Linked DNA regions of Homo sapiens: all the other regions are linked to region 1. Evidence: chromatin loops called from intact Hi-C (ENCODE). Cell type or tissue: heart right ventricle. All regions are shown on one strand.

What was found. Peaks named below come from ENCODE experiments on the same cell type or tissue, not always from the same donor. Only the 100,000 strongest peaks of a DNase experiment are listed, where the experiment ranks them.
Region 2: it touches region 1 in a loop (4-fold over the local background); 19 of 110 quality-filtered maps call a loop at or near these places.
Region 3: it touches region 1 in a loop (3-fold over the local background); 53 of 110 quality-filtered maps call a loop at or near these places.

Annotation. Positions count from the first base shown.
Region 1 is chr3:57,165,439-57,173,438 of GRCh38, forward strand. It overlaps a transcript of IL17RD not described here. Among named protein-coding and RNA genes, the nearest start is that of IL17RD, 4.1 kb to the left of the region's middle. RefSeq lists silencers at 1-33, 54-103. In heart right ventricle, a CTCF peak has its summit at 4,889 (motif pointing right); DNase peaks (open chromatin) are centred at 23 and 4,863; H3K4me3 peaks cover 1,427 bases; H3K27ac peaks cover 668 bases.
Region 2 is chr3:57,430,016-57,438,015 of GRCh38, forward strand. DNAH12 (dynein axonemal heavy chain 12) reads right to left here. Exons shown (of 74, transcript NM_001366028.2): 30 at 6,936-7,045; 31 at 3,630-3,813; 32 at 3,352-3,492. Among named protein-coding and RNA genes, the nearest start is that of DNAH12, 110 kb to the right of the region's middle. In heart right ventricle, a CTCF peak has its summit at 4,247; no DNase peak of the experiment used is centred here.
Region 3 is chr3:57,096,188-57,104,187 of GRCh38, forward strand. IL17RD (interleukin 17 receptor D) reads right to left here. Exons shown (of 13, transcript NM_017563.5): 9 at 6,904-6,958; 10 at 6,292-6,402; 11 at 4,992-5,176; 12 at 1,409-2,351; 13 at 1-318. The coding sequence ends at 206. Among named protein-coding and RNA genes, the nearest start is that of SPATA12, 40 kb to the left of the region's middle. RefSeq lists an enhancer at 1,029-2,228. In heart right ventricle, a CTCF peak has its summit at 4,102 (motif pointing right); a DNase peak (open chromatin) is centred at 4,094.

The DNA.
Region 1 (8,000 bases):
GTCCTCGTGTGCTGGCCCCGCCCCCACAGCCTGGCCCTCCAGTTGTGGCCCTGCCCCCGTAGACCACGCCCCTCTGGTCACGCCCCCCAAGCCCCCACTGAGACTCTGGCAGCCGCAGTTTCTTCCCCCTCACTTAGTAGATCTTTTTTTAATCCAAAGGATTTGTCCAAGTGATGCTCACTCTATGCAAAACCTGAGGAAAACACAAAGAATGTAATAATAATAATTTTAATAATAATTTAATAAACACCTGCTATGTGCCAGACCCCTTTCTGTATACGCCCAACCACACAAGGAAGTGTATTATTGTTATCCCAGTTTTAGGCGCAGAAAAGTTAGGGGAACGTGACAGAGAAATCCTGGCTCCACATTTACTAGTAGGACTTTGGACAAAAGGCTTGCTGTCTCCACAATACTTCCTCACCACAACCCCCCGTCCCCCTCACCCTCCTGGAAGCTAGAATAAGTATCCTAGTCTGGGGAGAGTTCTGTTGGTTGAAACATAACAAGTGCTCCATAAAGGCTACAATCTATCATTAACTGACTCTCATAAGGTCACACAGCTGTTACCTGCCAGACCTGAGATCCAATCCAGACCTGACTAAAAACAATACTCTCAGCTACTACACTTGTCAAACATAACCTCATGAAGTGGATATTATTTCTGTTTGGAAGAGGAAACTGAGGCTCAGAGAAGTGGAGTAGCCCAAGCTATCCAGAGTTTCACCGCACTCTTCCCAGCGCTTTGCCTTTTATCTGAGCACCTAAACTCTCCCACTTTGTCCCTCTCCACTACCCCCTTCCTCAAGAATACCACCTCCTCTTCCTAAGGGCTTTTTCTACTTCTGACTTTGTCCCCGTGTCCGATACATTTCTCCAGCCTGGATCCAAAGTTATCTTCCAAAAACACAAATCAGACTACTGACTTATCCCAATTAAAACTCTAGGCTGAGTGCAGTGGCCAATCCTAGAGGATCGCTTGAGTTCAGGAGTTAGAGGTAACAGTGAGCTATGATCCTGCCAACCGCACTGAAGCCTGAGTGACACAGTAAGACCCTGTCTCTAAAAACAAACAAACAAACAAACAAACAAACAAACCTACCACCACCACCACCAACAAAAAAAAACAGTAAAATTATGTGTTCTGTGTTTGGAGGAGGATTAATAAAAATAAAATCAATAAATAAAACTGTTCTATGGTGGCTCTTATGCAAAGGCCATTTAGAATAAAATCCATACTGGCTTTCTCTTCCACTCTGTCTTTACCACCTGGCTCCTGCTGCACAGAACTCCCCCCAGCCCCAGCCTTATCTTGGTCTTTTTGCCTCAGGAAACCTTGGAAATTGTCACCTCCGTCCATTCAACAGGGCAGCCTCCTCTATATGACTCTCCTTCCAGGGCCCAGAATCCCCTCCCTCTCCTTCTCTGGCCTGGCCTAAGCTCAGCCACTGCTAACACAGGATTCCTGCACTTTCTCTTGTGGCTTGTGTCTCCACCACCCTGCCCACACGTCCTTGGAGGGCTTAAGTGGAGGAAGAGAACTCTTCTTGGTAATGCTAGCAGAAGTCTTGGGGATTTGCTTGGAAGTAGCTACATCTAGAACCAAGGAGTAGAGCCAGCCTCACCTGAACTTCAGGGGCTGGAAGTGTGAAACAGTGCTTGCCCAAAGGAACACTGACATTATTGCCAGGGAGAGGGAGAATGGGTGCTGGGTTCCCCAAACAACAGCATCCACCTCAAGACCCAGATGCTGGGCAGAATTTTTTTTTTTTTTACCTCACTGCCTGGAATTCAGGAATTCAGCCAGACCCAGTGAGGTTTACCATACCCTCTTCAGACACCAGAATAGCTAGGATCCACAGAAGGCTGTTCTGGAGTAGCCTTCTGTGAATAGACCTCAGGAAGCACATCACTCCTTTGGAGGAGCTGCTGGTTCAGTGCCTCCCTACCCTCCCTCACATTCTTGGTACTGTCCCTGGGTTGTTCTCAGCCCCCACAGCAAGGATGTCCAGCGTTTGGCCATGAGAGTCAGGGGTGCCAGGGGCTGAGATGAGGCCAGGACCATATGGGTTTTGGTGAAACAGGGAGGAAACAATGAGGCGACCAGCTCCTTAATCTATGTGACATTCCAGCCTATACATGCTTTATAACTTATTAAACAACCCCATGCTAAGGGACATCTGTTAGAATCAGTGATTCAAAAATACCCTAACACACTTACCTTGACACATTGATTCAATGATTTTATACATTTCTAGAATCAGAATTGCTGGATTATGCACATTTAAAATTGTCAAACTGTTCATTATGGTATTATCACCATCTTAATTGGCTTCTCTGGTTGCGAATGAGGTAGATCATGTTCCTATGTATTTGTTGGCCATTTGTATTCTTTCTCTTTTTTTTTCTTTGAGACGAAGTCTCACCCTGTCACCCAGGCTAGAGTGAGTGATGCAATCTTGGCTCACTGCAACCTCCGCTTCCCAGGTTCAAGCGATTCTCCTGCCTCAGCCTCCCGAGTAGCTGGGATTACAGGCGCGCAACACTGCACCCAGCTAATTTTTTGTATTTTTAGTAGAGACGTGGTTTCACCATGTTGGTCAGGCTGGTCTCGAACTCCTAACCTCAGGTAATCTGCCTGCCTCAGCCTCACAAAGTGCTAGGATTACAGACGTGAGCCACCACTCCTGGCCCATTTGTCCTCTTTCAGGAATTGGACTCCAGGAAAAGGAGCAGTACTTAGCACTTACAAGAGAAAGAGAACCTCAAGGAGAACATTGGTTAGAGAAAACTGTTTCTCCCTGGGTTTTACTCATGTCACCATATGATTGCATGACAGGGAAGGCAGAGCCCCACTCCTGCTCCCTTTCTGTCTGCACACCCACCCACTATTGAATTCCCTCCCATCCACAGCTCACTGCAGAATCTGGCAACCGACAGCCTCTGAAAACATGCTGCAGGGTTCAGAGAGAGCACAAGCTTTCCTGAAGCCATGTGGAGGGCACAAGAAGGAAAAGCCTTAAGCGTCCAGTCTAAAACATGCCTAGAATGACATCCCTCAGGACCAGGGATGGGGAGGCCCTCCTATTTCCTTTCTAGGAAGGCCACCAGCATGTATGTGAGTGGCAGGAGAGCCACAGACACCAAAGGGTCAAATCTGGTCAGGAAATTAAGGTTGTAAATTGGCATTTGGCAACATTCTCTGTATTCTGGTCTTTCCCATTGATTCTCCCATCTCCTCCTTTCTGGTTTTTTTGTGTTGTTGTTGTTTTTGTTGTTGTTTGTTTGTTTGTTTGAGACGGAGTTTTGCCCTTGTTGCCCAGGTTGGAGTGCAATGCCATGGTCTCGGCTAATTGCAACCTCCACCTCCCAGGTTCAAGCGATTCTCCTGCTTCAGCTTCCCAAGCAGCTGGGATAACAGGTGCCTGCCACCATGCCTGGCTAATTTTTCATATTTTTAGTAGAGGTGGGGTTTCACCATGTTGGCCAGGCTGGTCTGGAACTCCTGATGCCAGGTGATCCACCCACCTCGGACTTCCAAAATGCTGGGATTAAAGGCGTGAGCCGCCGCTCCCAGTCTCCATCTCCTCTTTTTATCCCAACCCTTCAGAATAGCTGTAAGGCTGCAGGGAGTGGACCTCTCTGTCCTGGAAGCTGAGCTAAAATGAGGGGACCAGGCCCCACATGCCTTTCATGGATCACAGTTTCCTCCAGGCCACAGTGGAGCTCAGCTGTGGAGGTGACCAGAAGATGAGCTAGGGAAACCCTCCCTCAATACAACACTTGGTCTCACCTGCCAAGGCCAGGATTGCCTGTAGTCCAGTCACACTTTCAGCCACTCCTCGTGGTGAGAGGTGGCTGTCATCTGATTCACCTCTGCCCCCATGCCTAGCACTCTGTCTGGCACGCTTCAGTGGGCAAGAGACTGTCACCACCTCCCCCTCTTTGGAACAAAGCTGAGAATTAAACAGATAAAATCACCTTAAAATAAGCTGTTGATGAAATGTAAATATATTTTCCCACTCTAATTATAACCTAGCCAGATAAGAAAAATCCTTAACGCAAGGATTGGATTTTGTTAGGGGTCAAATTATCCCGTGAAACATAAAAAAAGATAAAGTGATGGTGGAAGTAATTTGTATCATGAATCATTTTGAGCAGGGAATAACTAAATACTATTTTAATGAACAGTGTTAGAAGCAGTCGGCCCAAATTCTAATTTATTTTGGTATTGTGAGAAATTAGTGTATGTTTTCTGTATTAATAAAGACATTAAAGGTAAAGAGTGTCACTGTACCCCTGACCCCAGTCTCCCAGAGGGCTGAGGGTGCAAGGTTTCCCAGGCTTTGGAGGGAGCAGTATGTGGAGAACTGGTACCCACCTGCAAGCCCTTAGTCCCTGAGACCCCACAAGACTGCCTGGATGTCAATCAGGCTACCTGGCAGTCTTGGCTCCAATGGGGTAGGCGTCATCATCCCCACTGCACAGATGGGGAAGCTGATGCTCAGCGAGGGGAAGTCTGCTCGCGGTCACAGAGCTGGGGTTCAAACCGGACCCCGATCGCCTGGCCTGGGACCGCCTTGCCTGGGACGAAAGGCCCCAGACTCAGCTGATTCCTCCAGACTCTTCCTGTCTAGGACGCCAAAAACATGGCCTTCCTAAACCCAGCCTTGGCGCCTCCTGCACAGCCCAGAGACCCAGGGCGGCGGACAACAGAAAACCTGGGGCGGCGGACCCAACCCTGCGCCCAGAAATCCCAGGACGCCCACCCCATAGTTCTGGAGCGGTGCGTACCTTGGCCACTACACGGAATTCACCGGCCCACGGCCACTTCCCGTTTCTTTTCCCGGAGGAAAAGAAGAGCGGATGTCTAGTCTCCAAGGTAACCGCGAGGGGGCGCGCGCAGTCCAGGTCGGAGACCGCCGCCCCAGACTACCCTGCACTGCGACCGCACAACAAGTCTTTCTAGATCAAAGCCGCCAGGGCAGGTGGGAGTACTCTGCTGTTATTCAGAGCTGGTGCTAAGCTTTAGGGGAAGTAGAGTCCAGGGGGTCGTAAGAAAACGGATCAAATGGGTCCTTTCAGTAACCATGTGGCTTTGGGCAACTCCATCTCTCTGGATGTCAGTTTTCTCAGATGGCAATACTGGAATGACGGGGATGCAGACCTCGGGTTTTTTTTGTTTGTTTGTTTTTTGTTTTTTTTCCGAACCTGAAGTAAGCAAATGACTTAGAGCCTGAGTGAATGTTACTGCAGGTAGTGGACCAGGAGTTGATGCAGCCAGGGCCAGCTCTTATTTGCAATTCAGTTAAGACCTGGGGAAATGGCCACGTCTAATCTTCAGGAGATAACATCCTGGCTTGGATCCGCACTATACTGGAAGGCTAAGGACCATATCCTGTTTTCCATTCATTAATTAATTCATTTAACAAGTATCAATGGAATCTCTGCACCATATCAGACATTATGCCAGGAGTGGGGATCAGAGTGAACAACAGGGCACTGTCATAGTTGTCATTAACCTGCAAACAAACATTCCATGGAGGACACTGGCATTACTCAAATAGCCCTATGACTAGGGAGGAATTACTAGTAGATGAGTTGTTTTTGAAGAAGGGATCCCTGAGCTAAGATTCCAAATATAAGAGTTACCTGGGCAAAGGGGAGGGGAGCAGAGAGAGGAGAACTGTTCTGGGCAGAAGGAATAGCATGTGCAAAGGCCCTGGGGCAGTAGGGAATGTGGCAACTTCAAGGAGCTGAAAGAGGCTAATGTGGTTGGAGAGCAGTCAGGTGTGGCGGAATGGTGCAAGGTGAGCTGGTGAGGCCTACAGGGGCAGCCAGGCAGTACTTTATGTCCTGGTTTGAACCTAAAAGTAGCTAACAGCTTCTTAGGATTACTTTAAGGGCAGAAGTGGGGCTATATTTTGAAAAGATTCCTGTATTCCAAGTGCTGAGCACAGGGTATTTCCTGGCATTTAGCCAGCATTTGATAAATACTGTTGAGTGAATGAATGAATGATCACCATCTTTACTGAAATTCTGAGTTTTAATGTCTTGAATGAATCCAAGACTCATTAAAAACCCTAGGAAAACATCCAACCCTACTAAAGCTCCAAATAATGCGAATGAAACAAACTGCAGAAACATTTTCTTGTCATCTTTTGAGGTTATTTTTATTTTGTAAATTTCTGTCTTATTTTTAATAGACTTTTAAAAGAATAATTATAGATTTACAGAAAAACTGAGATGACGGTACAGGAGTTCTTATACAAAAGAAACCAGAGTTTCTTTAGTTATTAACATATTACATTAGTAAGGCACAATTAATGAACTGAGGCTGATACATTATCATTAAAGTCCAAACTTTATTCAAATTTCCTTAGTTTTTACTTAATATCCTTATTCTATCCAGGATCCCAGCCAGGGTATCATGTTACAGTTAGTTGTCATGTCTCAGGTTCCTCTTGGCTATGACAATTTTTCAGACTTCCATTGTATTTGGTGACCTTGACAGGTTTTTTTTTTTTTTTTTTTTTTTTTTTTGGAGACGGAGTCTCACTCTTGTCACCCAGGCTGGAGTGTAATGGTGCGATCTTGGCTCACTGCAATCTCTGCCCCCCAGGTTCAAGCAATTCTCCTGCCTCAGCCTGCCAAATAGCTGAGATTACAGGCGCCTGCCGCCATGCCCAGCTAATTTTTTTTGTATTTTTAGTAGAGATGTGGTTTCACCATTTTGGCCAGGCTGGTCTTGAACTCCTGGCCTCAGGTGATCTGCCCGCCTTGGCCTCCCAAAGTTCTGGGATTACAGGTGTGAGCCACTGTGCACAACCGAATTCATACCTTCTATGGCTGAGTAGTATTCCATCATATATATATATATATATATATATATATATATATATATATATATACCATAGTTTCTTTATCCACTCATTGATTGATGGGCATTTGGGCTGGTTCTGTATTTTTGCAATTGTAAATTGTGCTGCTATAAACATACATGTTTATATATGTATGTTTACATGTATGTGCAAGTATCTTTTTCGTATAATGACTTCTTTTCCTCTGGGTAGATACACAGTAGTGGGATTGCTGGATCAAATGGTAGTTCTACTTTTAGTTCTTTAAGGAATCTCCACATTATTTTCCATAGTGGTTGTACTAGTTTACATTCCCACCAGCAGTGTAGAAGTATTCCCTTTTCACCACATCCATGCCAACAACTATTATTTTTTGATTATGGCCATTCTTGCAGGAGTGAGGTGGTATCACATTGTGGTTTTGATTTGCATTTCCTTGATTGTTAGTCCCATGCCGGGCTAATTTAAAAAAAAAAAATCCATAGACAGGGCTTTTCCATGATGCCCAGGCTGATCTCAAACTCCTGGGCTCAAGCAATCCTCCTGCCTCAGCCTTCTAAAGTGCTGGGATTACAGGCTTGAGCCACTGTGCCTGGCCTATATTTCTTACTATCCAACAGAAGCTCTTTCTTATTTAGTTGTTGTCCCTTTTGCTGAGCATCTTGTTCTTGCTTAAAGAAGTAATTCTTTCTCTTATCTCTCTGAGGAAATAGTTTTATTGAAGGTCTCTTCTGTTTCCTCCAAATGCCTTTTTTCTGTTTGTTTGAAATTTTAAAACAGAATCAACTTTTTATGGCTCCTCTAAAAGTGGAAAATAGATATGCTATATTAGCAGGTTAGGACTTAAACTGGGTAATTGACATCCACAAGGATCGAAGATAGGTCACATATATCAAGAGGAAAGAGGTTCCACTGAACCACTCAAATGAGATGTGGTTGATAAACAACCTGGAGCAACCGTGGCAACTCTTAGCCATTTTACTCTGTGAATTATCACACCTATAATGTTTAGCTCTCCCTTCACCTAGATGAATTGTTTTTTGTTTTCTCTGATACCATCATGAATCTAAATGATATGACTTGTGATATAAATGAATACATAATCATAATGAATAGCGTTTTTATATTCAACTGTTAATC
Region 2 (8,000 bases), 260 kb after region 1:
AATTGTAGGAAGGGGGACTATAAGACAAAGTCCAAAACCTATAAAATCCTATACAAATATCGGCTATTAAGAAAATTAAGTGAAATACTCCTGAATTTATAAAGTGACCATAGACCTTTTTATTAAATTAAAAAATAGAAAATAGAGAATAGCATGCGTACTCTTATACCCAGCTCATAGATTTAATCAATGTTAAGATTTTGCCATATTGCCATTACCTTTTTAAAAAAACAGTTTAAAGAGCATTATAGACATCACATCATGGCATTTCACATTCAAATGCCTATGTTTCCAAAAAATAAGTATATTTTCTATGTAATCACAATAACATTATCACACCTAACAAAATGAATAATTCTTTATTATCATCTAATACTCAGTCAATACTCAAATTTCCTCAGTTGTACCAGAAATGTCTTTTCAATGGATTTATTTAAAGCAAAATTCAATCAAAGACTATGCATTGAGTTTTTTATGTCTCCTTGGTCTCTTAATCTAAAACATTTCTTCTTTTATCAAATATGTCAAAAACTGAATTTATCAACTGCTTCCTTTCCCTCAAATTTCTGTCTTGTCTATTATTAAAGCCATCCTATCTCCTCAATCTCTTTGGCTTGCAGCTATGGAATTATCATTAACTTTTAATAGTATTATTATTATTAACTTGATACCTAAATTAATTTTATTACTAAGTCTTTTAAATTCTTGTACATTTAGTTTTCAGTGTTTCCTTTCTGCTTTTACAATCATCACTTTAGTTCCAGTTTTTCCCCTATCTAGTCACATGTCAACAATGAGAAATTTAACATTTGTGGATTCCGTTTCTTAGCTGTAAAATGAATGATCTAGAGGTGGATTGTCCAATACGGTAGCTGCTAGCCATATGTGGCTATTTATATTTAATTTTAGCTAACTAAAACTAAATAAAATTTAAAATTCAGTTCTTCAACTGCACTAATCCACACTTCAAATGCTCAGTAGCCACATGTGACTAGTAGCTACCTTCTCAGAGAACACAGATAGTTGCAGTATTGTAAAAAGTTCTACTGGACATGCTGGTCTAGAATACTTTTAATCTTTGACCAGATTATTTCAGCAAACATCCTCCTAACTCTGCACAAATTTGAAAGGTAGGGTCAGCATTCTCCTCACTGCCCTGTGTTGTTTCCCAACTACTTCTATTCCACCCCCAGTGACAACCCCTGTTTTTTCCCTGCCACTCAACAGTACTCAGTGATTCCCTCCTCAATAGCTAAAGTCCTTGGGACATGGCCTAATCTCACTCTCTACTATAACTCTGGCCTGATCCAGTGTTTATAAAGACTGAGAATCTCAACACAGCTGCCCATCAGATCCTTGACCACCTTGCTCCACTCCAGCTGTCCACTTTATGTATCTGGGACCTTCTCTCCAGAAATAATACACAATTCTGAAATATTAAATTCATGTATCTCAGTCTCTGCCCACAGCCTCCAATCCATCCAGTTATTTCATTCATTGTCTCCTACTACACTTGCTCCTCATTTTCCCAATATTTTCACATCCCTGATGTTTTCACTTCTTTCATTAGGCAGCTTTTGTCCTATGGTCTAATGCTTCTACCATTCTCATGTCAATAACTTTGAAGTCTTACTATATTTCCAGGCCTACAATATTACCTATGCCTAAGCTGCTTAGACTGGTAGAGAGTACCTCACAAAGGCAGACCTTGGTACTACTAATGATAATTTATGGTCTTCCACTCAATCAGGCTCTCAGTGCTACCCAGAAGTGCTTCTATGTTTTCCTAGGTAGCTCTCTTTCCCATCTTCCACAAAGGCTAATTTAAGTCTCTTCTTTTATCCTCAATTTTGCAAAGAACCAAGGCCCATCACTTCACGAAGAAAAGAGAAATCATCACAAGGATTTGCCTTCAAATTTCCACAGTCAAATCCATACACTCACCTATAGCTGTCTTTTCATAATTCCCTCTCATGCAGTAAGAGACAATCCATCTGCTTGGCTCTGAACCCTTAGACTTCACTCTACAATTAGAATAACCTTCCTGCTTCTTCTCTATTTACTTTCTACCCTAAGCTCAACCAATATTACTGAATGCATGAAAGAAGGAATGTGAATGACTAACCACCTATGATAAAGTACTTCAGTATATCTTTTTTTTTTTTTTTTTCTGAGATGGAGTCTTGCCCTGTCGCCCAGGTTAGAGTGCAGTGGTGTGATCTCGGTTAACTGCAACCTCTGCCTCCTGGGTTCAAGTGATTCTCCTGCCTCAGCCTCCTGAGTAGCTGGGATTACAGGCGCGCGCCACCACACCCAGCTAATTTTTTTTTTTTTTTTGTATTTTAGTAGAGACAGGGTTTCACCATGTTGCTCAGGCTGGTCTCGAACTCCTGACCTCAAATGATCCACCTGCCTTAGCCTCCCAAAGTGCTGGGATAACAGGCGTGAGCCACCGCGCCCGGCCTTGAGTGTATCTTTAAATGCTAATTAAATGAGTTTGTTTATTTAGTAGGGCAGTCATTTCATGTAAGTATGGAAATAATCTGTGATATATTCACACACTAGGATACTAATATAGACATAAATAAGTTAACAAAACTGAACTACAGTAATATGAACATCACACATATATTGATTTAAAAAAAACACTGAAGAATATGATTCCAATGTATTAAGTTCAAGAGCTGGCAAAACTAATTCATCATAGAAGTCAGAAGAGTGATTATCTCTGGAGGAAGATAAACAAACTAGGAAGGAACATGAGTGAACCTTGTAGGGTATAGGAAATTTCATGTGTCATTTTTTAGGTGATGATTATGTGAGTATACAAACACATTTTAAAAATCATAGAATCTACACTTGAAATTGGTATACATTTTATACCTTATATATGTTGTCTCTCAATTAAAATAAATATTAGAATACTTTCACTTTCTAGTTCTTTTGTATATCTCATAGCGCCGAAGGTGATATACTGTATATAAACGCTGAAGCATTCCATGTTTTCAAAAGGAATTAGGCTTTTGTTATTTTATCCTAAAATACTGAAGTTCTATAAGAAACCATAAGACTGAAGTCACTTAACAACTTATTCTCACCCTAGATTACTATGTCTTCTGGCTAACACAGTAATTTTAATACAATATACTTTCATTCTACAAAAAAAAAAAAAAATTAACCCAAGGACTTACTATAGCAGTTTTCATTGAAAAGAGAATTTATAAACCTACTCAACTTGCTGCATCCTTTATTTTTGCATCCTTTATTTTAAATAGAGTCCTAGTTTAGTTGCTGAACACATAAAATTGCTTAATCATGGCTGAATCTGCTTCTCTTTTGATCATGATTTACCTTTTTATTATCATCCAATACTGTGTTCATGCTCTCTATCCACAAAGTGTCAATAGGACCATCAAATACAACCCATTTCCGGTCAGGTGTTTCTGATAAGGCAAATTCTCTAAAAGTGTTAGCCACAATACCATCAGTCCACTGAGGAGGAAAAAAAAGAATTAAAAAGCTCTCCTCATAAAATTAGATTTAGGAGTAAAACTATGAAAATACTTCACGTTTCTTGTTTTAACAGGCACTTTCCATAAGAGAGTTGGGAATACTTATATTTAGGTTACCTCATGAGACACTGGGTCAAACTGTCCAAAAAGTTGGCCCATAGTAATAGATTTGGGGTTTACAGTTCTATAAATGACCTTTTCTTCCTCTCCATAGCCATGTTCATTCATTAAAGTTAGCGTATCCGCCAGCACATGCAGAACTTTTGTCTTAGCAGCAAAAGGCTCTCCTACTAACATAAAACTATGAAGGAAAAGAAATAATTATACAATAAGAGTCTTTAAAGAGTTAAATAATTTATATCAGTATATAAAACTTTACCCTGTGATAATTACTACTTATAATTTTTGAAATCATATGAATTTTTCTCAGACATGAAGAAAACATATTTAATTTCTGAACTGATTGACTACAAATCAAATTCTTCACTGTAATATTATTTTCTCCAAAAGGGAATATAATAAACAATCTCCAAATGACAATGAAAACTTATTATCTGTGTACTCTTAAAAAAACTAAACCTGAAGCCCACTAAGGAGAGAACTGGGAAAGATTTATATTCCCAAAGTCTTCACTTGCCATAAAACTATTAGTGTTCTTTACCAACTATTTCTGGATCTCCTCCCTCCTGGCACATATAGGATTTCTGGCCCTCTTGTGGAAAGACTAGGTAACTAGTTCTAACCAACGGGTAATAAATGGAAATGATGGGCATTACTTCCAAGCAGGGATAGGTAATTGCCAGCTAGAGACCTCACAGAGCTCCCTTTTCCCTCTAGCATGGCCGTGACCCACAACGTTGAGGTGGTGCTTACTCTAACAGCCTGGGCCCTGAGTGGTCATGACGAGCAGGGCTGCCCTGGTAACCTACTATATATAAATGAGAAATAAATCTTTGTTTTTTAAATCACTAACATTTGGGTGTTGACAGTTCTTACAGAATATCCTAGCCCATCCTTAATAACAGAAGTTGGTACCTAGAAGAGGGGGGGATATTCTTGCCATAATAATAATAATAAAAAAAACCTAATGTGGCATTGGCTTAAAGGCCAGATTGTGAGTGACAAATTAACTGGTATCAGAAGCTAAAATATGGACAATTATTGTCATGCAATGAATGATGAAACATTTGGTAAATGTATTCCTTGAGATTACCTGGAAGACAGCTAATTACCTAAGGAAATGAGAATTTTAGGTGAAAAGGATAGTAAACAGAATGTTATTAGTATATAATGACAGGTACTGGTTTCACTTAAAAAAGAACCATAACAAAGAAATGAGCCCAGAAAAAAACATGGTCAGTTTGCAAGCAGGAATGAAAGAGGGAGTCCAGAAATTCAGGGACTTCTGGAATTGAATGTATCAAGTTATTCTCATTCGCAACTGGTAAAAGATAAAATTAAGAAAACCTTTAAACAAAAATCTATTAAAACTCAGTTTGGCATCAAGTATCAAATCAAGGGTAGGGTCATTGTATCACATTATTAAAACCTATGAAGGATTAATATGGGCCGGGTGGCTCATGCCTGTAATCCCAGCACTTTGGGAGGCCAAGGTGGGCAGATCACTTGAGGTCAGGAGTTCAAGACCAGCTTGGCCAACATGGCAAAACCCTGTCTTTACTAAAAATACCAAAATTAGCTGGGCGTGATGGCATGTCCCTGTAGTCCCAGCTACTCAGGAGGCTGAGGCATGAGAATCACTTGAACCCAGGAGGTGGAGGTTGCAGTGAGCCAAGATCTTGCCACTGCATTCCAGCCTGGGTGATAGACCAAGACTCTGTCTCCCAAAAAAAAAAAAAAAAAAAGAATATAATTCCCAGTAATCATTTCAGGAGAATAAAATGATTCATGAAAAACAGACTAAGATTGTGGCTCCCTCCACAAAGCCTGATAAGGTCAAGGATACTTCCAGGAAATTTTAAAAGGTATGGCTTATTAAGGACAGTAGTTACGGATATAGGAACATGGAGCTGTCTAGAATCAAATAGATAAAAAGCTGATTGTTTTTGAGGGAGTTTACTGACCAAAAAAACTGTGAGTCTAGTCTAAAACATAAGTGAATGTTCAAGACTTAAATAATCCTTGGGAACTAGGTGTGGTGGTGCGCACCTGTAGTCCCAGCTACTCAGGAAGCTCAGGAGGGAGGATCACTTGAGCCCTGGAGTTTGAGACCAGCCTGGGCGATATCAACAGACTACATCTCAAAAATACATAATAAATAATATTTAAAATAATCCTTGGGTATTGAATGCATAAGGGTTGATTGTACTATTCCCTCTATTTTTGTATGTTTAAAAATTTACATAATGTTTTTGTAACCCTACCTTTAGAAAAAATCGTGACCATTGAGATCCCAACTTTCTATAGGCAAGAAGCAGGCTCAAAACATTTCTCAACTCTCCCAAGAACAGTATTTTCTCTATTGCCCACTTCATATGTGCCCAGAGAAGAAAATGGAAATGGAAAGACCTCTCAGAAGGTTAAACTAAGGCCCAAGAAGAAGAATTAAACTGGAAAGCCCCTCTCAGGTAGCAAAAACCAAGCAGAAGTAGATTCAGGTTTTAAGAAAGGTGGCTCTCTAAGTAAATATAAATATATATACACACACACATAACTTACTTATATAACATATATATAACTTTTACTTATATAACTATAAATACAAAATGTCCATAGCCACTTTAATGACACCCTGTATAATAAATCACATATACAAAATGCTTATGGCTCCTTAGATGAGGCCCTTCAAGTGAGAGGTCCTGAAGTTTAAACTCTATTAGTTTCACAATCAATCCATCTCTAGAACTGGGGCCCTCACATGACCAGCTGGATTTCAGAATTGTCACATTACAGTGTTGGCTGTGTCTTCTATTCTTCAGTTTCTGAATGGGAGTGTTTGCTCTGGTAACCCTGTTCTGATAAGCCCACTATTGTGCACTGGGTTTGTGGAGAAAAGATAACTTGTCTTTCTAGGTTGTAGGTCTCTGGATCAAGAGGAACAACTTCCAGGTATGATACAAAGGCTACCATGCATCGTCACCTAGGGATCCTGAACTTTGAGTCTGGTTCATTTATTGATTAGAACTTTTAGGTGCCTCCCTGGGAAGGGAAGAGTGTGTTTTTATGCAAATGGTGGTATTTATTAGTACTAGGTCACTGAATGAGCACTTCTTACCAACCCTTGTTGGACATGTAGTATGAGAAATAAACCTTTGCCTTTTAAGCCACTGGGGGGCCAGGGGGCGGGCGGGGGTTGCTCTCAACTCACCTAATCAGTTTGCCAAGTCTTTGGTTCATGGATTTTAGTTGTTTTACCAGCTTAATTAAGAAATAACATCTAACTATAGCAATATATAATCTTACCCATGTCTAACAATCATCATTTCATATGTTTGAATTATTTTTTCAAGAAAAAATTTAACAGGCTGAAGATTATGTACATTGCAGGCTTCATGAGCACATTCCAAAAATTCCTGAAATAAAAAAAAGTAATGCATTTCTACAACACAATATTATAAATGTCATACCTGTCTTATAAGTGTAGATTTTAAATTTACTAGTTAAAAAAAAACTATCATCATTGTTTATTATTTCTTAAAACTTTATTATTTTTTCAAATCAAGAGGAGAAACATAGACTCAAAATACTTTTAATGTATTAGTCTTCCCTATTGTAAGTTATGAATGATCATAGCATGATAGTACTGGGTGTATGCTGCATGAAAATAACTCCTTTTAATAGTGTTTCCCAGAATTTCACTTTTGGTTAGGAAATAGAAAGACCTGTCAGACAATCCTGCACACTTGTAGTAACCAGAAATAAACAAATAAGTTTTTTAAAATTATAAAAAATTTAAACACATAGAAGTACTTTGGATGCAAATAAATATATAAAAGAACTCAGTTTCAGAAAGGGATGATGAGCCTTTCCTAGGTAAGCACAAAGCAACAGCTGTTTTCACCCTAGGGACATTTTCTAAGTCTGGACTTGGTGGATATCGGATTGGGCCTGCTATAGACAGAAGGACTTAGCCAAAGTAGGAAGAAACCAATAGAGATTTTAATGGTTGTGTGGGCTTATGTGACAGATTTGAATTTGGAGAAGCCCAAATGCCAAGCTGGTTCTCCCGAACATCCATGCTTTTGCTCAGCATGTAGTGACACAAGAGACCAAGGGCTTGGCTGGAAAGACACACAGAGAGATTTCTTTAGTCTCAGAATGCTTAGATCCCAAAATCCTACTACAGGGAAGGGCCAATCATATGGCAGGACAATTCTTACTCAGAAGACATTTGAAGCCAGAAGTAAACTACAGCTCAGTAATGCTGCAACAAAACTCTGACTTAGGTCAACACTCAACTGAATTGATTAGCAATGCAACCTAGCTACCTGAAATAGGGAAAAATCTCATGATTTTTCTGCAGGAAAA
Region 3 (8,000 bases), 69 kb before region 1:
CCATATCATTTTAGAAAATTGGAGAGTTTGTCAAGATATCCGGTAAAGGGTTGGGGCAAGGGAGAACAAGTACTGGCCAGCATTTCACTCCAAATATCCTTGTATGAGACCTCAGCTCCAAGTGGGCCATGCAACCAGGGAGATGAGCTGGGGAATCAGAGGGAGGCAGCAGCTAAAGTGGCAATGCTTAGACTCTTTCGTTTTGTTACAAAGGGGCGACCGCGTGGAGTTCATCAGTGTAGCTGCGGCAACCAAGATCTGCTTTGCATGACCCAGAAGAGAGGAGCTTGGAAGGAAGGGCAGGAGGTTCCTCCTCACCTAAGGAGAGAAGAGAGTACAGAGTCACACTGTCATTGCATTTCACTGGGCTGGGCAGGTGCTCATGGCAGAATGTGACTGGATCTGGGTTTGGACTATGGGCTCTGTATAAACGAGGCAAGAATCCCAACCAACTCAAGATGGGGCACTCTCATCCTCCTAACAGGTTCTAGTTCCCTTAGTTGAGGAAGGAAGAGATATTTCTTAAAAGTCAAGCGTTTAGGCCGGGCGCAGTGGCTCACGCCTGTAATCCCAGCACTTTGGGAGGCCGAGGTTGAGGGATCACTTGAGGTCAGGAGTTTGAGACCAGCCTGGCCAACATGGTGAAACCCAATCTCTACTAAAGATACAAAAATTTAGCTGGGCATGGTGGCGCATGCTTGTAATCCCAGCTATTCGGGAGGCTGGGCAGAAGAATCGCTTGAACCCAGGAGGCAGAGGTTGCAGTGAGCTGAGATCATGCCATTGCAGCCTGGGCGACAGGGTGAGACTCCATCTCAAAAAAAAAAAAAAAAAGTCAAGGGTTTGTATGCATGACTCCAACTAGTTACAGACATGGTAAGGGACAGCCTGAGATGGCATCTACCTGATGCTCCCTGCAGAAGTAGGCCTTCCTAGAGAGCCCTCATACCTGGGACCCTATGCTGAAGGATAGAAAGAATACTGTACCCATGAATCCCAGACTCAATGAATGTAGCTTTAAAGACAATGGGGGCGGGGGGTGTGAACATTACAGGTCTAAAAAAGACGCATCCACAAACTGTTACCCAAGACCCTTGGGGCCCAATGTGTTTTCGTGTCTGATGTTTTTGGAGTTTAGAAAAGTGATACAGTGCATAGTCTGTATGTGGCACAACACCCCTTGCAGGGTCTGGGCAGCTCACTATAATTTAGCATTAGTATTTCTGCAACTCAAACATGTGAGTACTCCCATCACCTGGTATAAATCAAGACTACCAAACGAGCTGTGTTCTCATCAGGTTTCATTGCCCAATAAGTTGGCACCAAAAGTGGAAAAACGCTTTGACTGATTTCAGAAGCATGGTCAAAGGCTGCGGCCTGTTAGGACCCGGCCCCAAAGGCACCTTACCCAGGCCTGAAGAGGAGGACACGCTCTCCGTCAGGGAAGACGTTTCTGTCTGGTCCGTCGAGAGTCCTTCCATCAGTGGCAGAGACAGCTCGGATGAGGGCACAGACGAGTCATAGATGCCTGAGTCCCGCGGCATGTCCGAGGGGCTGCCGGCTTTCACCGTGTGCAGCAGGGGTTGCAGGGCGGCGCTACCGTCAAGGGCAGGCCGGGCCTCCCCGTCTTGGTCCAGGCCCCCATGCTGACTCTCGTGCTGGGAGTCGGCTGGTCCGGTTGCCCCAAGAACAGCCGCCTCTACCTTTAGGCAGAAGTCACTCTCAGGCCCTGGTTTGCACATGACATCATTTAAAACCAAGCCCGAATCAAATTTCTCCAAGACTGGCTCCCGGTAGCGCAGTGGAGGAGGATGGAAGGGAACGAACTGCTTTTCGAACCAGTCGGGCTCCTCGTCAATAAACTGGTGCATGTTGCAAATGGCGACGTATAGGGACCGGCCTGACTTGCTCCGGAAGTAGTTCCTTCTGCTGCCCTGTCGCGTGTGCTGCCCCGGCTCCTGGAGGCCGTGGTCTCGGGAGTGCAAGTGGGAACAGAGCTGAGGAAGATTGTCCATGAGTCTGTACTTGGTACTCAGGTCTAGGATACCGGGGACGTCTCCCTCGCAGGAATAATCAAAGTAGACGGCGATAAACTTGCTGAGCGCCGCGGACGAACTCTGCTTGGCCTGGCGGAGCTTTTCGGCAATGGCTGACACCGCCACCAGGAAGAGCTCTCCTTTCCCCGAGCCTCGGCCACCTCCTTTGTGTTTGTAGTTCTTCTTGTCCACAAAGTACTTCATACCTTTGGAACAAACCACAATGATGAACTGGGACTCGTGGATCTTCTGGATGACCCATTCTCTCTGCCCTTCTCTACAGAGGCTGAAGTCTTCCCACAGGTCCAGAGCCACCTGGAAAGAGAACAAGGCACCTCACCCATACAGAAGGCTCGGGAAGAGGCTCGGGAAGTGAGTAACAGGAAGGGAAATGTCAGAAGGAGGCCATCTCATCTGCCCCTTAACCCTTATTAGCACAGCTATGTGCAGGCTCCAGGTTACACCATACCAAGGAACAGCTAAAGTTCCGTGGGTGATGGTCACACCCTAGTCCCTCTGCAAAAACTTGCCATCCATCCATTTTTGTATCACATGGAGTCATTACCACTCCTGCCCTACAAGTGAGGGGACAGAAGCGCAGTGCTTTTGGCACCTTGCCCAAGTCACACCCTACATAGGATATCCTCAAGGAAGCAACAGGTGGTAGAGAGCACAGGACAGAGAAACTGAGGTTGGTTGATCTGGTGAGTGAGGTGCCTAGATTGGAGGGGCAGATTCTGGAGAGAAGGCTGGCAGGCTCTGAGAGGAGGATGTGGATGAGTGACTCCAAAGTGAGCTGGGAGATGGGGCTCAGGCCTGGATGCCAGTCACCCACAATTATAGGTGACTCACATCCAGACAGTGACTGACAAAGGGGACCTATCTCGACACTCTCATAGCCTCAGGCTCACCTATGTTGTTTACTAGTTGGTCCATGGCTGGAGAGGAGGCTAGTGAACTGCATTAACATGGTCATTCTGAGTAACTCACTCAGGACTGGCTAGCACCTTCCTCTATGGCTTCACACAGGTATACAAGGCTACATCTCTACAAGGCTGGTAATTGACAAAGCTTTACCCCCAAAGGCGGTCTGGTAGAGAGACTGTGGGCGTGGCTGACAAAGGAGAGAAAAATCAGACATGTGTGGCCCCTTAGAGGACTTCACCTTCTCAGACCACTTTTACCTAATTCTACCAGAAACATCTCTTGGTTATTGTGTTGATGTCTTTCCTTCTGTAGTTATTAATTCCCAATGGCTATGACGAAACACAGCAGCCACACTATCTTACAGGGAAGGGCATTCTGAAACGACTTTGTTCTCCTCTTCTGCTCTAAGATGTTACCAATGGGGAAAAAGCCCCAACATCCATCCACTTGCTGAAAATAACCCTGAATTGTCTTATACTTTCCTTAATTCTTGTTAACATTACACATGCTAAAAGCTCAGTGGGAGTATATACCAAGCATTTTTTAAATGTTTCTATCTTTGACCCAGCAATTCCATTTCCAGGCATCTTTCTTGGGAAATCATCACAAATGGGACAATATTGAACCACTGAGATGTTTAATATTTGTATTAACTCAGTTATGGCAAATCAATATGGAGGATCATGTAGCTATTTAAAATTGCAGTTGACATATAACTACTAATAGTGTAAAAAATTATTAAGAGACTGCAAAAAATCATTTCAATCAGCCCCAAAGGCAAAACTGTACGTGTGAGTTCACCTATATGGAAAAAGACTGGAAGGAAATAAACCACACATGAAATATGAGTTCCTCTTTCTAAGATTTTCCTTAATCAGTTTGGGATTCCAGACAATGTTTTATTTATCATCCTTTTCTAGTTCCAAATTTTCTACAATAACTATTACACTAATAACTGGAAGAGCGTTTTCCCCAGAGGCTAAATACTTGTGAAGTAGAGCAAACTTGGTTGCCCGTGGTATCTGAAAACTGTGTGCCATTGGCTAGAGTGTAGTTATTTTTCAGCACGTGCTGATCCACCAACCTCACGCTTTCATGCAGAGGGAAACTAGGCTAGCGTAGTATGTTATGTTGACACTAGGGGGCAGCCTCACCACATGGAGAGATTCTGAAAAACATGCCAATGGGCAGTTTCAAAGCAAAAACAACTTCCAATCACACAGTTATTGTACAGTTCTTGCATTTTCAAGAAACAGGGTATGTCTTGCATGAGAGTTTCAGACTTCACTCTAAAAATGTACATTCTGACATTATAGAAAAGCATATTAATAAGATATTAATAACTCAAGAGAACAGCTAAGAAACCAGAGCAGATCATTTCAGTGCTTGACAAAATATTGTTTTCTGGGAGTGCTCCCTTCCTACCTCCCTGTTCTCTCTGGCCAGTGCCGTCTCCTGCATCATGAGTTTCTCCCTGTCTATGATTCCACCAGTCAATGGTCAAACAGCTTCACAGAGCCCTTCGTTTATCACTTCTCCCTGGACCTCAAGATCCCCTCTAATGGCAGCCCCGTCCTTCATTCCCCTTCTCAGCAGAACTCCTCCAAACAATTGTGCGAACTCACTGCTTTACTTGCCACTCTCTCTTTGACTCTCCAAGTGGGGCTTCTGTCCTGAACATGCTCACTAGGATGTCATGAGTGACACCCCTCAACTCCAATTGCATGTTTCCACGGAAGCTACTGGTCTTCTTAATGCTTACAAAACTTCCTGCCAGGTGGGTGCCACTCAAAGCTTTAGAGCAGGAGTTTGTCAGAGTTAGAACTAAGTATTATGAAATATTTAGTGCTGGTGATGGGTAAGACAGACTGAAAAAAGAGTGCGAGACTATCCCCAGTTTGAAAGCTGTGGCACTAGTCAAGGGCAGGTGTCACCACAGGAGGCCCAGAAGAGAGGAGAAGGCAGCGGGGAGAGAGTACAGGGCAAGTGTCCTGGCCAGGGTAGGAGAAGGAACTTTAGATTCCGCACCTCACAGCCACAGAAGTCCTGGAGGAAGTAGGCGAAACACTGGACGACATTCATGTGATTCTGGCCATCTTTACTGGAATAGCAGAGAAAGACCTTCGGCCGCGGCCGGAGCCTCTCTCTTGGGAGTGCTGCAGTGTATGTGGAAGACTCAGAGCTCTCTTCATCTAAATGTGAATATATATTTTCTAAATTGGAAAAGAAGATAAGGTTGATACTTGCAAGCAACGCTTTGTTCTATTTCCTAAGAATTGAAACCCAGTGCTATCTTCAAGAAAGAACACGTCTACCTAGAGCAGTCCCATTCCCCAACTCCATCAGCCCCCTCTGATCATCACTTGGAATGGGACAGCTGATTTCCGCAGTGGAGCAACGAATGGTCAAAAATTGTTCTTTACCTGAAATTGATCTTGGATAAACTAAGAAATGCTGCAGGGGTCACCCTGGTTAGCAGAGCGCTACCTTAGTTAGCAGAGTGCCCAGAACTGGCTCTTGCAGCCAAGTGCACCTAGTAGACCAATTAAGCACAGGCAGAGCTGATTTTTTTTAAAAGTTTTTATCGATGTAAAATTTACAAAAGTAAAGTACATAAATCTTAAGTGTACATCTCAGTGAATTTTTATGGAAGTATATAACTGTGTAATCCTCACCCAGACCAAGCTATGGATCATTTCCAACTCCTCAGAAGGCTGTCTCATGGTGACTTTTGTAAATGACCAAGCCCTACCTATATCCTTACTTATACTTCAGGCTTCCTTTATGACCCTGAATTTACTCTCCTATCATTGAAAATAGAATTATGGGCCAGATGCAGTGTCTCATGCCTGTAATCCCAGCATGAGAGGGAGGCTGAGGCAGGAGGAATGCTTGAGCTTAGGAGTTCAAGACCAGCCTAGGCAACATAGTGAGACCCCATGACTACAAAAAAAATTTTTTTTTAAAATTAGCCAGGCATGGTGGTGCATGCCTGTAGTCCCCAGCTACCTCAGGGGGCTGAAGTGGGAGGATGGCCTAAGCCTGGGAAGTCGAGCCTGCAGTGAGCTATGACTGTGCCACTGCACTCTAGCCTGGGCAACAGAGCGAGACCCTGTCCCAAGAAACAGATATATAATGATACCTGTTTTTTTTAGTGGCTCCTGAGGTTAAAAGCCAAATATTTTAATTCTGGGAACTGAATAGTAGGAGCTATGAGGCTTCCCAGGCGCCATCCTGGAGGACCCAGGTACTCCCAGTCTCTCTTTCTCTTGGCAGCACCCCCTGGCCTGCCCCTTGTTGTGGGGAGACACAGCACACAAAGAGATACCTTGTTGCTTCTTGCGGCACATCACAGTGAAGAGCGTCGCGAATGCCGATATGACTACCAGTGGCACTGTGATGGCCACGGCTCTGATGGGCCCGGCCCACGGGGAGTGCACTGGGAAATTTCAAAGGGAAAGTTTTTAAACTTAAGCAGTGTAAAGGTTCAAAGAGAAACAACTTTTTTTCTTTTTAAACATAAGCCGCATAACAGGTTCTAGGACCATGCAACCACCTTTCTCTAGTGTGGTTTGGTGATTTAAAAAGGATTCAAAGGTTCATATTTAAAGAGTTGCAAAGAACAATTCAACAGTTAAGAGTCAGGCTGGGACATAAAATACCTTTGAGTGAGAATTTTGCCTAAGGAAATCTCCCCTCCCACCACTTTTCTTCAGAGGACAATTGACTATTTATCTAGTCCGAGCTACACACACCAAACTGGCTTTAATCTTCCAGGTTATAAACATTAGAATGGAAGAAAAGTCAGATTTGATGGAACATCATTTAAGAGAGAGGAGCCAAATTTTGTTTTGTTTCTGTAAATCATGAAGTACAGAGAGTATCACATACCTTGGTCTATAGTAGTCTAGAGCCAAATTTCAAACAAAAAAGCACCTACCTGGCTTTAAGGCATAATGCATCACTTTTCTTGTTGTGTTAGTGTCATCCACCAGCTGCAAAACAGAGGATGCTGCATTATTTTTTTTTAAAGTGATATATACCAGGTAAGTGGAAAAAAATGGTAATTTCATTCATCTTTTCCATCAGTGGGCAGTGCGGGAAGGGGTGGGAAGCAAGCAGTGGAGAATGGCTGAGTTTTGGAAAAGAATGGCTGAGACTAGGCATCATGTGTACTCAGGTTCATCTCTGCTTTACCAACTCGAAACTCTAAGTTCATCATGTTTTCTTTTATTAATCAAAAGGCTGTGTATTCATTGAAGAAGTCAGCTGGTGAGTCCCACGTTCTAATAATGCTCAATTAAACTGGCATCCTTCCACTGATTTTACTGGGCCTCCATTAATGCTTTAAGAAGGTGTATCAGTCAAAAACCACACACTGCTTCCAAGGAGTGCAAGAACTAGGTGTTTCTACCAAAATGTTAAGACATGTTGGTTGTCTTTGAATGGTGGCACTATGGACAAATTGTTAATTTCCTTTTCTATTTTCCTTATACTCTTATTATTTGTAGTACCAATTTGATACAGGAAAAGGTAATCTTAAAAAGGAAATGAAACATTACTTTTTTTTTTGAGAGGGAGTTTCACTCTTTCACCCAGGCTGGAGTGCAGTGGCGCAATTTCAGCTCACTGCAACCTCCACCTTCCAGTTTCAAGTGATGCTCCTGCCTCAGCCTCCTGAGTAGCTGGGATTACAGGCGCCCACCACCACGCCCAGCTAATTTTTGTATTTTTAGAAGAGACGGGGTTTCACTGAAACATTACATTTACATGTTCTTTGAAGTGGTGTTTAGAATTCATTTATACATACATAGAAGAATAGCAACAGAAACTTAGAGAAGTATAGGCAAAATGGGCATAACTTATTTTGCTGTTTTCATACTAAAACAAAAAAAATTTAAGCTAAAATCTTAAAAATATATCTTTGTAGTATTAAGGAATACTAGAGATTTTAAACCATGGTTATATATGGACCATATGATTACATAAAAATATTTGTTTGAAATATTTAATGAAGAGATCAAAAATCAATTATAT